Regions from separate parts of the Homo sapiens genome. Here region 2 is linked to region 1. Evidence: chromatin loops called from intact Hi-C (ENCODE). Cell type or tissue: CD4-positive, alpha-beta T cell. All regions are shown on one strand.

Evidence for each region. A loop is a pair of places that touch in the nucleus more often than their neighbours do. Peaks named below come from ENCODE experiments on the same cell type or tissue, not always from the same donor. Only the 100,000 strongest peaks of a DNase experiment are listed, where the experiment ranks them.
Region 2: it touches region 1 in a loop (12-fold over the local background); 79 of 110 quality-filtered maps call a loop at or near these places.

Annotation. Positions count from the first base shown.
Region 1 is chr11:35,613,127-35,621,126 of GRCh38, forward strand. It overlaps FJX1 (four-jointed box kinase 1), which reads left to right and starts at 5,334. Exons shown (of 1, transcript NM_014344.4): 1 at 5,334-7,739. The coding sequence starts at 5,511. The coding sequence ends at 6,824. RefSeq lists silencers at 4,922-5,011, 5,042-5,371, 5,193-5,354, 5,452-5,521, 5,542-5,801 and 1 more and enhancers at 5,654-6,288, 6,289-6,923. In CD4-positive, alpha-beta T cell, CTCF peaks have their summits at 3,261 (motif pointing right) and 3,460; DNase peaks (open chromatin) are centred at 3,255 and 4,825; H3K4me3 peaks cover 385 bases; H3K27me3 peaks cover 2,557 bases.
Region 2 is chr11:36,127,126-36,135,125 of GRCh38, forward strand. All of the region lies in intron 4 of LDLRAD3 (low density lipoprotein receptor class A domain containing 3), which reads left to right. Among named protein-coding and RNA genes, the nearest start is that of MIR3973, 120 kb to the left of the region's middle. In CD4-positive, alpha-beta T cell, no CTCF peak of the experiment used is centred here; no DNase peak of the experiment used is centred here; H3K27me3 peaks cover 621 bases.

The DNA of each region.
Region 1 (8,000 bases):
CCAGCACTCTGAGAGGCCAAGGCGGGGGGATCATTTGAGGCCAGGAGTTTGAGACCTGCCTGGCCAACATGGAGAAACCCCATCTCTACCAAAAATAAAACTAAAAATAAAAAAAATTAGCCGGACGTAATTGTGGTGGCACACACCTGTAATCCCAGCTACTCGAGAGGCTGAGGCAAGAAAATTGGCTGAGGCAAGAAAATCAGTGTAGGTTGCAGTGAGCCGAGATTGTGCCACTGTACTCCAGCCTGGGTGATAGAGCAAGACTCTGCCTCAAAAAAAAATATATAGATAGATACATAGATAGATAGATGATAGATAGATAGATAGATAGATAGATAGATAGATAGATAGAGATATCTATCTATCTATCTACATATAGAGAGAGAGAGACAGAGAGAGAGAGGTTGGGAGGTCCAGGATCAAGGTGCCAGAAGACTGGGTGTCTAGTGGGGCTACTCTTCCTTGCTCATAGGCAGCGGTATTCTTTCTGGGTCCTCACATGATGAAAACAGAGCTGGAGAGCTTACTGGGGTCTCTTTTATAAGGACACTAATCTCATTTATGAGGGCTCTACCCTCATGATTTGATCACCTCCCAAAGGCCCTACCTCCTAATGCCACCATATTGGGAGTTATGATCTCAACATATTAATTTATGGTGCAAGGAGGAACACAAACATTCAGTCCGTAACAGAGATACATACATAATAAAATTATAGCCCAGGGGGTTAGAAAACTCCCCAGGGTCAAAGAGTAGTGGCCAATGTAGGAGTCATACCACTTCCATGGAATATTATACTCATCTCTGACATCTTTTGTCCCCTCTCTTCCTTTTTGTAGAAGCACGTGGAAGGGTACATTTGGACGCCTCTGTCTTTTCCAGGGGCTTATAACTCAGGAGATCCAGAAAAGGTCAGGATTGAAGGAGGCAGACTAGTGAGAGGAAGCCAGAAGCTGTCTGCCCGAGGCTGGCTGGAGGCTCTGGGCATTTAACAAGAGTTACACTGGGAACCTTGGTAGAAGCCAGGTGGTCCAGCTCCATGGGGAAGAAATATTGCAAAATTATCAGGAAAGACACCATTTCAGGCATAAAGCAGGTGCATTGAGCTGGAACACCACTTGTATTAGGTCTCTCAAGACCAAGTGAGACTTGGTGGAGGACAGCAACAAGAGAAGGAAGACATCCCCATCTGAGCACTGAAACAGTGAAATAGAAAGGAAATAGAAAGGAAAAAGAACAACAACAGCTATACTATAGTGAACACTTAGATGCTCTTTTAAGCACTTTAAATATAAGCACTAATTTAATCATCACAATAATCTATAAGATTTGTTCCTATTACTAGTAATCATGAGATATTGTATATTGTTATAATTTTTGTTAGTAATACTAGTAATACTGTTCTTATTGCATTTTACAGATATATACACTGAGGCACAAAGGGGTTAAGTAACTTACCCGAAGTCACATGCCTGGTAAGTGGCAGGACTGGGTTTTAATGAGACAATCTGGCTTGACAGTTCACACTCTTAACCATTTCACTTGGGAACAAACCCCAGAGAACACATGAAACCAAAATTTCATCTCAGTTGAATCTATTTTGATTTAATGTAATAATTTCTGCACCTGACATTTCCCTAGCAGTTTATAATTTACAAAAGGTTTGGTCCCCATCATTTTGGAATCGCAGCCCTGCCACTTCCTTGCTGCATGACCTCATTCCACTGATTGGCTAAGCTTCCACTTCCCCATCTGTAAAGTGGGTATAATAATACTTTTGGGGGGGTTTCATGAGATAAAGCACATGCAGGGTTTAGCTCCACACCGAGCCCATAATAAGAGTTCAATAAGTGTTTGCTGCCACTGATGCTGTGGTTATTATTAATATTTCACTTGAGCTGCATGACAACCCTGTGAGTTAGGAAGGATTTATTAACTTATTTCTCAGGTTCTGAAACTGAAACTCACAGAAAGTAAATAACTAGAACAAGGAACAAGCCAGAAAGTGCTAATGCCAGACTTGGAAAATATTCCAATTCCAAGCCTCCTCCCCTGCTTCCAACCCTCAACTCCACCTCCTCTCTTTCCCCCAGGAGGCACCATTACATGAACCAGATCATTCTTCAAACAGGACTGTGGAAAAGTTTGAAGATATTGGAAGTTCAGGCTCAGGGATAAATTCTAAGGAGTATTAAGAAAGTCATAAAAGTGCAAATGGATTTCTCATCCCCAAGCAACTGCCAGAGGGCAGAAGTGACTGAGGTGATTAACTATGCTACCCCACAGAGCCAAAGTGGTTTGGCCACAGGTGGCAGGGGAGTGTCCTCAGTCCAGAAAATAAAGGAGAATGGGAGTATTTTCATCTAACAGCTAAACAGAGGCATGTTTTTAAACCCTGTCTCAAATAATCAAATACCATTCCAAAACTGCATTCCACTTTGAGGAAGGGGCAGTGTTTGTTCCTTTGGTTTTCTGTATTTCTGCATTTCAATTAATTTGTTAAAGTTTAACAAATTAATGCATCCTGTTCTGGTACATGATGCATTCAGTCCTATGGCTATAGGCAAAGGGCTGCTCAATGATAAAATTAGTCCATCTTATGAGGTGTACGATCTTAGTCAATTTATTTAAGTCTGGGTTTTTTTCATCAGTACCAGCAATATGGTTAGGAGATTCCAGGATTTCTAGTCTCTGGATTTGAAGCCAGCCCTCCCAGAATTAAAATCATGTGCTTCCCCTCACATCTATCATGCAAAACCCTCACCAATATTTTTTCTTTTTCAAATGAGTGGAAGTTCTTATTTTGTATTCTTTAATCAGCTGAACAATAACTCACAACCGTTGGACAAAATTGTTTTGCATTATTTAGTAGTAAGGTATTTAATTTAAAAAAACTTGATACATGCTACTTGCATCTCATTAGCATTCTAACGATGTATTCAGCAAATTGTTGTTGAACACACACTAAGTGCCAGGCATTGTGCCCAGGCAGCCATAAAACAATGGACAAGACAGACTCCCCAGGAAGTTTACAATGGTAGTTACTTACAGCTTTTGTTAGCAGCCAAAAAGACAGAGACCCCAACTACTTTGGATTTCTCCATATCCCCTAGGACATAGCTTGGTACACAGTAGACATTTAATAGTCTTCCGAATTTAACTTCAACAATTAATCATCCAGTTAAAAATGTCTACTTTTCTCCAATTAGATGATACTCTACTTATGCCCACTAGGTGGCGATCTTGCTTATAGTTTGCCCACGCTGAAAGAGGCTGCCTTTCAAATAAATACATATATATCCCAGTAGAAGTTAAACCAAAAGACAAAAAAATTAAATTTATTGAGTGCTTATTTAGTGTAATATACTATGTTAGGTGGTATAAGAAATAAAAAAATAAGACATAGTCCCTGCCTGCTAGGGAAAGATGAGGAGGGGCTTACATAGGCCAAAAAAATAAGACCTTTGAATGGATTAATATATTTCGATGCAACCATATGGGAGCCATAGTAATCTCATTATCAGATAAGAGTTATAAAATGGCATGGTATAGCCACCATGTGGTTGGGAACAGATTCAACAGTTCATCCAGTATGTACTTAACCACACCAGTGAAAACACTTGACTGTATCCTGGGTCAGTGCTGCAATACTCCAAATGTGGTTTTTTGATGCCTCTGCTCAGCCATAAACATAAGAGTGTCTGCTTTATCACCCTGGAACGCTCTATCACCCTAGAACGTTTTTTCTTTGGAGAATAAAACATAATCAGTGCCAACTGATGAGGTAGTCCAGTTGAAAACCCCCATGTGCACCTGATGGGAAGATGAAAGGAGAGAAAAGATACACACCATGTAAGGAAACAGATTTCAAACTCTGGCCTTTGAGAGGTGGATTCCACCATGCCCCTGATCTTGTGTCTACCCTGGGAATCTCAGTGTGGATCTGGGACTCATTCTGATACAGAGAGGTAAGGGAGGGCCGACTGGCATCCAAGTTTTCCTGGTAAATGTAACCCAGAGGTGGCTGGAAGATGTGTTGGGGTGAAGAGGTTGTTCATTTTGTTTTCTTTGCTCCTTCACCACCTCCCTCCCCCACCACCACCACCATTTCTTTTTCCCTTAAATCGTAAAAGCAGTAAATCAAATGCAGTATGGGATTGAGGTTTTTTTCCTTTCCATTTGAAAAATCCTTTTAATTGAAAAATCACATTTGGGGAACAAAGTGGTCAAATGACAGTGAATTTCAAACTTGAGAATGCTGACTTGATTAAAAAAAAAATACTGATCTTTCTTAATGGAGGGAAAATCAAGTGCATGCGGCCAGGAGACCTGAGTTTGACTTTTAGCTTCGCCCCTTGCTAATTGTGCAATCCTGAGCAACACCCATCCCTTCTCTGTGCCTCAGTTTCCTCATGGACAAAACGGTATCATTTCTTTCGAAAAGTCGTCCCTGACTCCCCTCTCCCCAACACGAGGTTGGATGGCTATAATCTCTCTTAGCAACCTGAGAGTCCCACTGGAATGTAAATTTCAGCAGCACTGGGACCCGGATCTGTGGATTTTGCTTCTGGTAAGCAGAACCAGAACTGAGGGGCAGTCGCTGTGTTGAATGGATGCATGAATGAATGGGAGATGGCCTAGGTGTTCAAGGGGCACGTGCACAGCGAGGCTTCATTCCCTGGGAGTCCGTTGGGAAAGGCAGAGCGGCCAATACTGATTGGTGCTGATGTGCGAGCTCGGAAAAGGGAGTGTCGGTTCAAAGTTGTTGGCTACAGCGGGTTCCTCTTTCCGCTGGAATCACATCCTCTGTGGCTCGGAGACATTCCCAGAGATTTACATAAAGCAGCGTGAATCACCCAGACAGAAACTGAGAAAGCAAAGGGACCCTGCCTGATCCTAGCCTGGCGGAGCTCGGAAAGAGGTGGAAATCTGTCTGAAGTTTGCAGGAGACCCGCGCTGCCTAGGCAAAGGGACCCGGCGACCAAGACACCCCCGCGAGGGCCCAGGGCGCGTCCCTCCCGCCAGGCCCCAGACTCCGGCTCTGCGCCACCCCCTCCTACGCCCCGGCGCGGGCGCAGCCAGTCCGGCTTCCTCCAGGCCCCCAAGTCCCGGACCGAGTGTGGGGCCGCCTCTCCCTCTCGGAAGGAGCCATCGCCGCTTTAAGTGGAAGAGGAGAGGAAGGGGGCGGGGGAGCGGGGGGCGGGGAGCGGAGGCGGAGGAGGGGGAGGGGGATCCCCCTGGCTCCCACGTGGTCCGGGCGCCTGTGAATCGCGCCCACCGGAGGGTCTCACAGCGAAATACAAAAGCAGCTGGGAAGCGGCGGGGACTCGAGTTCCCAGCGCCGGGCGGAGCGCCGGACAGAGCCCCGCAGCGCCCCGCGGCCGCGATGGGGCCGAAGCGCCCGAAGCCCCGGAGCCCACAAACTGCCGGGCCCGCCTCGCCGCCGGGACCCGGGTGCCTGGGCTCGGCTTGAAGCGGCGGCGGCGCACCGGCACAGCCGCGGGAGCATGGGCAGGAGGATGCGGGGCGCCGCCGCCACCGCGGGGCTCTGGCTGCTGGCGCTGGGCTCGCTGCTGGCGCTGTGGGGAGGGCTCCTGCCGCCGCGGACCGAGCTGCCCGCCTCCCGGCCGCCCGAAGACCGACTCCCACGGCGCCCGGCCCGGAGCGGCGGCCCCGCGCCCGCGCCTCGCTTCCCTCTGCCCCCGCCCCTGGCGTGGGACGCCCGCGGCGGCTCCCTGAAAACTTTCCGGGCGCTGCTCACCCTGGCGGCCGGCGCGGACGGCCCGCCCCGGCAGTCCCGGAGCGAGCCCAGGTGGCACGTGTCAGCCAGGCAGCCCCGGCCGGAGGAGAGCGCCGCGGTGCACGGGGGCGTCTTCTGGAGCCGCGGCCTGGAGGAGCAGGTGCCCCCGGGCTTTTCGGAGGCCCAGGCGGCGGCGTGGCTGGAGGCGGCTCGCGGCGCCCGGATGGTGGCCCTGGAGCGCGGGGGTTGCGGGCGCAGCTCCAACCGACTGGCCCGTTTTGCCGACGGCACCCGCGCCTGCGTGCGCTACGGCATCAACCCGGAGCAGATTCAGGGCGAGGCCCTGTCTTACTATCTGGCGCGCCTGCTGGGCCTCCAGCGCCACGTGCCGCCGCTGGCACTGGCTCGGGTGGAGGCTCGGGGCGCGCAGTGGGCGCAGGTGCAGGAGGAGCTGCGCGCTGCGCACTGGACCGAGGGCAGCGTGGTGAGCCTGACACGCTGGCTGCCCAACCTCACGGACGTGGTGGTGCCCGCGCCCTGGCGCTCGGAGGACGGCCGTCTGCGCCCCCTCCGGGATGCCGGGGGTGAGCTGGCCAACCTCAGCCAGGCGGAGCTGGTGGACCTAGTACAATGGACCGACTTAATCCTTTTCGACTACCTGACGGCCAACTTCGACCGGCTCGTAAGCAACCTCTTCAGCCTGCAGTGGGACCCGCGCGTCATGCAGCGTGCCACCAGCAACCTGCACCGCGGTCCGGGCGGGGCGCTGGTCTTTCTGGACAATGAGGCGGGCTTGGTGCACGGCTACCGGGTAGCAGGCATGTGGGACAAGTATAACGAGCCGCTGTTGCAGTCAGTGTGCGTGTTCCGCGAGCGGACCGCGCGGCGCGTCCTGGAGCTGCACCGCGGACAGGACGCCGCGGCCCGGCTGCTGCGCCTCTACCGGCGCCACGAGCCTCGCTTCCCCGAGCTGGCCGCCCTTGCAGACCCCCACGCTCAGCTGCTACAGCGCCGCCTCGACTTCCTCGCCAAGCACATTTTGCACTGTAAGGCCAAGTACGGCCGCCGGTCTGGGACTTAGTGTCACCGGGAGGAAAAGAGAGAGATCTGGGGCTGGGGTATGGATGATGGGGGGAAGGGCGGTCGCCTCTGCCACTGTCAGGGACCAGCCGGCCAACGCCCACCCGCAAAGGTGTCTAAAAACTTCAGCTTTTCACCCACCTGCCCCTTTCTTTCAATCCCACGCTGTTTCCTTTCAAAGTTCTGGGAGGACGAACTCACCGAGGCGAGAAGTGTAACATTCTCTCCACCCAGCTTATAAAAGGATTCTTTACTGTGCCAGCACGGGGATTGGATCCGAAGAAACTGGCTACTGGGGTTTGGCCCCCGAGTGGCCGTCCCTGTGGGAGATGCACCCCATTCTTGGGCCCCCCCTCATTCCCTTTCCGAAAAAGGAAAACTTGCGTTTGAGCCGTTGAGCTAATTCTGCAATTTTCTACCAAACAGAGCGCTGGTGGCCCCGGAGCAGGGCTGTGACATTGGCTGGTGGAGCCCCCTTCCTGTGTTCTCCCTTTGTTCCAGCGCCGCGATGGTGAGATCACTGTTCCAAGCAGGGGGACGGCTCGCGATAGGACAAAGAGAGCAGGACCTCCAGACTCTGGGGAGCCCTGCAGACCTTGACAATTTGCCTGACTCATTCCTGACCTCTTGTCATTTTGGCCTGAAGGCTACAAATTCAGGGTCAGCTGTATGCACTAAGTCAAATAATGAATTTCTTCCTCCCTCTCGCAACCGACCAAAATTTTGACAACGATGATGTTCACCAGAAGGAAAAAAAAAAATCAGTTTTATGCACTTTATTTTGTTTTGATTTTCATTTTTTATTAAGAAAAAATTTTATTTTACAGAATTTACCTTCTCTGTATATATGTGCATAAAGTGTGGTGTAAATATACTAAACAAACTTATATTTCAATAAAAGGGAGTTTAAAATTTATAATTTAATTCCTGTGGTTTTAACTTGTTTGATGTTTCTGATGCCCCATCTGCTTTCAGAATAAGATTTAGGTTTTCTTTCTTGTGGATGTGTTTTTAAAACAAAGGATGCATATCCATTCCAGTTGTGACTACGGAACTTACAGAATTGAACAAAGATAAGAGCAGACTCCCTGTCCTCACTCAGATGAACCTTGGTGCTGGAAATTTGAGTTTAGCCTAAAATGTGGGGGAAGATGGGGAGAGAGATGGGAGGAAAGTG
Region 2 (8,000 bases), 510 kb after region 1:
ACTTGATCTTGCAATCTTAATATAGAAGACTGCAAAAAAATGACTGTTAGAAGCTAAAGATACAGGTTTAAGGAATGTCTTTACTTTATTGTTTATATAATGAAATATTAATATAATAAAACTACAGATTTGCATATGGAATTGGGGTTAAACAGAGGTTTGAAGGATTATCAATTATGAATAGTTTATGGTGAAAGTTACACAATAAAACAGTACTGAGAGGAAGGTGTTTTTCACTTATATATTTGAATTTATATAGTACATGCTGTTTAATCCTGGCTGGTTCCTTAAATCTCACTTTGTCTCAGTTTCACCATCTGTAAAATTGGGGTACTAGCCTGTTAGGTTATTTTTAGGAAGATGTGATTAATATTTGTGAAATTCTTAGAACAGGATTGGAACATAGTAGGTACTCAAGAAATGCTTGATGCTGCTGGGTTAGTCTTATTGTTGTGATACAGAGGCTTTGACAACAGTTTTTGCTCCTACATCAGAAGTAACAGTAGGTAAAGCTATAATGTTAGTTAACCTGAGTAGACTTCTTACCATGTCTGAGCCACCATGCTAAGTTTTTTATTTAGGTTATGTCATTTGCTCCTCAAATCTGCTTCATATCAGTTTAGGATGTAAGGGCTCAGAGAGGTTAAGTGACCTGCCCAAGATCACACAGCTTGTAAGAATTTGATTCCAAAGCTCATGCTCTGAATCACTGTTTTATTACCTAGTATTGTATTTTTTGTTCTTCTGCAGGTACCCAAAATATGCACTTGCCTTTACTTTCCCTGGGTCAAAGGTCCACCAGTTGAGGTGTTTTAATGCCCTTCCAAAGATATATGTTGGGAATTTCTCCAGCTGTTTCCCCAAAGCAGCCTCCTCCTGGTGGATGTACACCGAGGAGGCAGGAGCTACCCCACACTCACTGATCTGAGGCATCAGGTGGCCGGGAGGTTCATAACTCAACTGTTGCGTATTGATGGCAGAGTTGTTTTTACATATATATATATATATATGTATATGACATGTAGGCAATTAAACTTAGAATGGGAACTGAAAGATGAAGAATTAATTCCCTGTTTGTTTGTAATACTGTGTGTAGGCAAACAATTAATCAGCATCTGTATAAATACCCTCCCCATAGGGGTCTGGCCCAGGGACAGGGAGCTCCTCTGCCTCCTGCTAGCTGGAGAATATTGGTCCATCTCACGCATTTAACCGCAATTTCTTCTGCCCAGCCTTGTGCTGGATGCTTCAACAAGTGAAGCTTACCAAACCACCATGCACAGATGCTCCCCCTGGGACTCGTGGGTAGAGATGCCAGAGGGTGCCATCATAAAGGACTGTAGAAGCCCGTGCACCTGGGAAATTGGACTTTATCTCGAGAGCAGTGGGGAGCCCAAAGGGCAGAACTACAATCCAGTTTTTAATCAGAAAAACCACTCTAGGCTGGGCACGGTGATTCATGCCTGTAATCCCAACACTTTGGGAGGCTGAAGTGGGTAGATTGCCTGAGGTCGGGACTTCAAGACCAGCTTGGGCAACATGGTGAAACCCCATCTCTACTAAAAATACAAAAATTAGCCTGGTGTGGTGATAGGCACCTGTAGTCTCAGCTACTCAGGTGGCTGAGTCAGGAGAATCGCTTGAACCCAGGAGGCTGAGGTTGCAGTGAGTGGAGATCACATTACTGCACTCCAGCCTGGGTAAGAGAGTGAGACTGTGTCTCAAGGAAAAAAAAAAAAAAGAGAGAAAAGAAAAATCACCCTAGCATCGGTGGAACAGTGATGGGCAGAGGCCAAGGTTAGTAGAGAGACACTGGCTGGGATGCTACCTTTGTAGTCTACATGAGGGATGGTGGTGGCTTTCCCTGTGAGATGGAGGGAAATGGACAAAGTCAAGAGATGTCAGGGAAGTAGAAGTACAGGTCTCAATACTAGATTTGATGTTTGGGGAGTAGAGAGGAATAATGATGAGGGAACCAGCCCCTGCCTCCAGCTCGAGAGATTTAATAGACCTTCCCAGATAGAAATGTCCCGGTCATTGTGTGGGAAGGTTAATTTAGAAGAGCATATGGCATTTGTTCTCTGCCTGCTTCTGAGAAGAACACTATTAGCCCTTTTCTAAGTCCTTTCTAAAACAAAAACAAAACCCAAAGGATTTGGCTTGCAACTGTCGATGGCAGAGGCTGCTGCAAGCAGGACTTGGTGTTTTGCTGATTCGAACATTGAGCAGAGGTATGTGGTCTGGGATTCCCTGTGAAATCAGCCCCAGAGCCTTCATCTCCAATAGCCTGTGCCAACCTAGAAGGCCAATATGAAAGTTGAACGAGGAACTAGGAATGGTCCTGTCCCAGAGTCCCTTCAGAGGAGGTGAGCCAGTATCAAATCCGACCTTGCTGGGACCCCAAGGGATGTTCTGCACTCAGATTTTATAAATCGTCCTTTGTGCCAGGTCCCTTCCCGGGAGCCACAGGCATGACTTAGGTTGTTGCGTGGATTCCCTTACCTAGGGCATAGAGAGGCCATGCAATTGATCATTGCTCTGAGGCAGTCAGAAAATGTGGAAGGAGGCATCCCAGCTGAAACATCTGCCCTAAGCCTCCTTCTTGGCCCTAAAACCTGCCTGGAATGTTCACCACCCCCAACACTCTCCCCAATCCACCCACCTCCTCTGGGTCTTTGCTCAGTGAGACCTTCCCTGACCACCCTCTATCAAACTGCATCTTTTCCCTTCCCTGCTATATTTTTCTCTGTAGTATTTATCACCACTGGGTGTACACTGTCCTTACATTCATTCTTGTTGTTTGCTAGTCTCCCTCTGTAAGATAAAAGCTCCAGGAGGGAACTTCCGTGTTTTGTTTGTTGTTCATTGCAGTATCCTCAGCCCCCATAGTGGTGCCTGGAACTCAGGAGGGGCTCAGTCAATATTTGTTGAATGGATAGTAATAGTAATGGCTAGCTTTTATCAGCTGAGACCCTATGCTTACAGTTCACTGAAGAGTTGAGAGACAGGCATTGAACAGGCAATTTCAAGTGTGATGATTCGTGTAAGGAAAAGTGTAGGACACGATAGTAGCACGGTGGGCTTCCCTGAGGAAGGGGCATTTGGCTGAGACCTGAAGGGTGATAAGACCCTGAAGAGAAGAGTCTTCCCGGTGGAGGGAGCAGCATTTGTGAGGGCATAAGGTAAAGAGAATGGGGCTGACGGGATAGAACTCACAAATGAAGTGTGCAGAGGCTTGTCTGGATGTGTCCACGGGGGCTGGAAGGGGCTGGATTTTAGAAAAAGTATTAAGATCCCAGCCTTGATCCTCAGGACAGCGTGAGGCCATCAAAAGGTTCGGAAGGAAGTTTGGAGGGCAGAAGGCTGGAGGGAATGCTTCCTTGCCCAGATGAAGCCTGAATGACTCGCAGGGCTGGGGCAAGCTGCCGCCAGTTTTATCCACAAAGCAGCAACCACTTCTGCTAAGATAGTGATGACTCCGAGCCCCTCCAGCTCCCCTGTTCTCCTCAACCCTGGTCTGAGCGCCTGCTTTGTGCGAGTCATTCAGGCTTCATCAAGGCACTATGTTAATGTTAGGTCCTTCTTACAGATCAGCCCACGTAGTCCTCACAGCAGCTGGTTGAGGAGCTATTATCATCATCCCCACTTGGCAGTGGTAGGTAGAGGCTGAGGCTGAGAGAGTTGCCCAGGTTCACTCTACTGGAAGGAGCCAGCTCTGGAATCTGGAATTCAGCCCCAGGCCTCTCTCAGTCCAAGTCCAGTGCGCACTATCTCTTTCATGGACTGCCTCCCATTCTCAGGATCCTAATGTCTTTATCTAACCCTGCTGGTGGCCAGAAGCCTCTACCTGGTACCCGTCACAACCCAGGTGAGACCAGGCATCTCAGGATGCCTCACCTGACTTCCAGCTGGAATCCAACCTGAGCTGTGCAGTTGGCTCAAAGGGTGGCCAACCAGAGGAGCAGATTTATCCACATTGGCATCAGAAAAACCACTCTAGGCCGGGCACAGTGGCTCATGCCTGTAAGGCTCATGCCTTGAGAGGCTTTCCCTGTTCTCCCAGCTCTCACCCCACCACCAGTAATCTGTGCTTAAACGAGCTGTCTTGCCTTTCCACGCAAATGAATTGGAGATGGTGAGGCTCCAGGCAGCAGCAGACGCATCTCAAAGCTGGTTTGGGGCATAAGAGCTTTCTCTCTATGAGAATAACCTGCTTCGGAGCCTTCTCAAGGATAGGGAGGTTGGTATTTATATAAAGTGAGGTTTTCGAAATGAACAGAGGTATGAGCTGCCTGGCAGTGTCCTGGAACGAGCCAGTTTGTAAAATAACTACTTTTTTGTTGCTTTGGGGCTAGAATACATTATACCAGAGTAAGAGATGGTAACTGACTACATTATTGTATTTATTTCTTAGGAATGAAAACACTATACTATTCCTATTATTGGGGATGCTTTGCCTTTTAAAAAAATTATGGTGAAATATACATAACAGAAAACCTACTGTCTTAGCCATTTTTAAGTGTATGGCTCAGTAGCATTAAGTACTGAATTATTGTGATGATTTGCCTTTTGAAATCCAGAAAAGAATACCTGGGTGTATTTTGTCCAAGCATGTAATATTGCTTCCTTGACTCCTATTTATAGTTTCTAACATTTGCATGGTTTATTCCAGTTTGTATAGTCTATATCACACATCTTGCCTCATTGAACCCACCTGGGGCCTGGGGTGGGCTGGGCAAAGGACCAGAGGAGCTTAGGTGCTGGGTGGTCTTTGTTTCGAGCATGTTCTAGTGCCATCTAGCGTCTGTGGGACCTTGTGCTGGCCAGGCTAAGGCTGTTGGATTTCCCCTGCTTGGGGCGATGGCTCTGTAAAACCCAAATAGCTTTAAAAGAGCACCAAGGAGATGTTTGTCTTTTTAAATCAGCTGGGATTTTTTTTTTTTTCCAGCTCTGATCCCTTGGAAACTTACAACTAAAATTCATTTCATTAGCAGTCAGAACAGTGTGTCCCTTTGAAGTTCAGACAGGGTGAGATTAATATGAACACGATATTAAGCTATTAAGCATCAGTTTGCCAAACCTATTTATAAAGGAGAGCGGAAGACGGAAAATAAAGGAGGCTGCATTAAGAGGCTCCTTTGCCAAGTCCACTGTCTCTTGTTGGAAAATGTGTCTCAATAACCCGTTTTTGTGTGAGAGAAGAGAAAAAGAAAACGTGTGACTGTGTGTGTGTGTACACATGCTTCAATGATGTGTGATTATCTAATAAGAGCAATAATGCAGCGTGGCTAAACTTACACAGTGTTGACTGTGTGCCCAACACTGTTCTTAGTGCTTTATATTTAAAATTTGTTAAATCACACAACAACCCAGAAGGAGTAGGTGTCATTATTTCCCCGTTTTATAGATGAGAAAACTGGGGCACACAAAGGTTGGGTGGTTTGTCGAAGGTCACAAAGCCACAGTAAATATTTTGTGATAGAGAAATTGTTCAGGACTCAGAAGCACATGGATTTTTAATTCGGGTTTCAGGTGATGTTGCGTTTTTTCTTCCTATCCATACATCACTTTTGAGCGCCTTACAGTCCCGATAGGAGAGGACCTTACATAGTGCTTGTCAAGTGAATGCAGCGGTTTAAGCCCATGTGGGGTTTTTGGCTTGTTTTAACGCACTCATAAGTAACGTACTCATGCGGGGCCGTGTATACAGAGGGAAGAGCACCACGTTAGTCAGCAGGTTTGAGTTTGGTCCTCAGCTCTGTGGCTTCCCAGCCACGTGACCCTGGGCAAGTGACTTCCTCTCCCCAGCCTCAGTTCCCCCCTTTTGGGGATAATAGAATGAGTTTTATAGTGTTTTGGGGTTTTTATTTTGAGAGGATAAATGAGATACTGATTAAAACAGCCTCTTGTCTAGTGTTTGGCCCATGGTATGTGCTCATTAAATTTTACCTTTGTTTACCTTTTATCTGGAAACTTAAACTTACTTAGCTCTCCTTTTGCATTTTCTGGCATCTCCTGCAGTGATGATTCATCTTCCTTATGGCCTAAGAAGGCCAAGTCCATTTGTCCATTTTCTTTTTTCTTTTTTTTAGTTGAGATGGGGCCTTGCTATGTTGTCCAGGTTGGTCTCGAACTCCTGGGCTCAAGCAGTCCTCCTGTCTCAGCCTCCCAGAATGCTGGGATTACAGGTGTCAGCCATCATGCCCAGCCTGAGTCCATTTTCTTTTCCTTTCTTTTCTTTTCTTTTCTTTTCTTTTCTTTTCTTTTCTTTTGGAAAAAACTGAGACAAGGTCTTGCTCTGTTTTCCAGGTTGGTCTCAAACTCCTGGGCTGAAGCAGTCCTCCTGCCTCAGCCTCCCAAAGTGCTAGGATTACAGGCATGAGCCACCATGCCCAGCCCAAGTCCGTTTTCTTTTTCTTTTCTTTTTTTTTTTTTTTTTTGAGACGGAGTCTTGCTCTGTCACCTAGGCTGTGTCTCAGCTCACTGCAAGCTCCGCCTCCTGGGTTCACGCCATTCTCCTGCCTCAGCCTCCCGAGTAGCTGGGACCACAGGCGCCTGCCACCACGCCTGGCTAATTTTGTTTTTGTATTTTTAGTAGAAACAGGGTTTCACCGTGTTAGCCAGGATGGTCTTGATCTCCTGACCTTGTGATCCGCCTGCCTCAGCCTCCCAAAGTGTTGGTATTACAGGCATGAGCCACCGCGCCCGGCCCATTTTCTACATCGAAGGATAAAATGGTCCAGTTCTGCTTGGGTGTGGGTTCTTAAATGTCTGTTCTAGTTGAAAGAACTGAAAGCTGAGAAAAATCTGGCTTTGTTCCTTCTTCCCTCTTTCAGATTTCCAAGTATATATATATATAACATGTATGTATACACACACATACACACACATGCATGCATAGCGACCCAGATAATTTTGGATCAAGTATAACAGGAATGGAGATAAAATCAGAAGGACATCAGACATTTGGATGGGCAACCAGACACTGGGGAAAAAATCTTGTTTGTCTGCAAGTTACCTCCTACAAGGCAAAAATCATAACATCAGCATCTTATGGAAACTGAAAAGGGAGATCCGGAGAAGCTTCCAGAAAGCAGGGGGATACATTGAAATGCATTGTACACTCCTAATGATTGCAATTTTAAGATGTGTAAAGTGTTACTGATAGTCTCCTTAATATGCAGTGTCTGTTGTCATTAGGTATTAATAAGCACTAATGATATTAATAAGCACTTTTATCAGTTCCTGTAAAAATCGAGTTTTCCTGATCTTATTTTTCCTGTCATGTCTTAGGCTGCTTAATCATAGATTCTCACTCCATAGGGTCTGCAGCATTTGCATGTCTGAAGGAAGTGGTTTCTTCATCCAGAGCTCTCAAGCTTTGAGAGGGAATTTTACATATCATCTTAACAGTGGTGTGTGGGAAATGAGATATGGCATTTTTGTTCGAGGGAACTCTTGTAGGCCCCCTTCACATCTCATGGAGAAGGCAGCAGTGTAGTTTTTGCAAGCCTGAGCCCAGCCTTTCAGCTGAAGGTAGCTGCAGCCACATTGGGCATCTGTTACGGACCTCATTGAGAAATGGAATCATTCATTCCCTCTTGGGCTCATTCAGTTGCAGTTATGTTTAACTTGCTTTTGAGAACCTCCCCTCTTGCTGGGAAGTCTGTCTTTTGATCTGCAGCAGGAAGAATAGCTCAGAATTGGCAAGTTGGTGGTGGGTGCTGCCGGCTCTCTGGGGACCAGGAGGTATCATCTGCCTGGTACCATGAGGGTATTAAAGGGGGTGAAACACTAATGACTTCTTCCAGCTCCCCTGCCTCTAGGTTTCTCTCCTGGTTACTCTTATGTCCCCAGTTCTCCACTCTCAGCACCCTTCTTTTCTCCATTTTCCCTGTTTCCCCTCTCTCTTTCCCTCCTCTTCCTCACTGTTGTAGGTGCAGCAAAAGAAGAGTGATGTTTGGTGGATACTTGGGATAACTGAGCTTCCACCTTCTTTT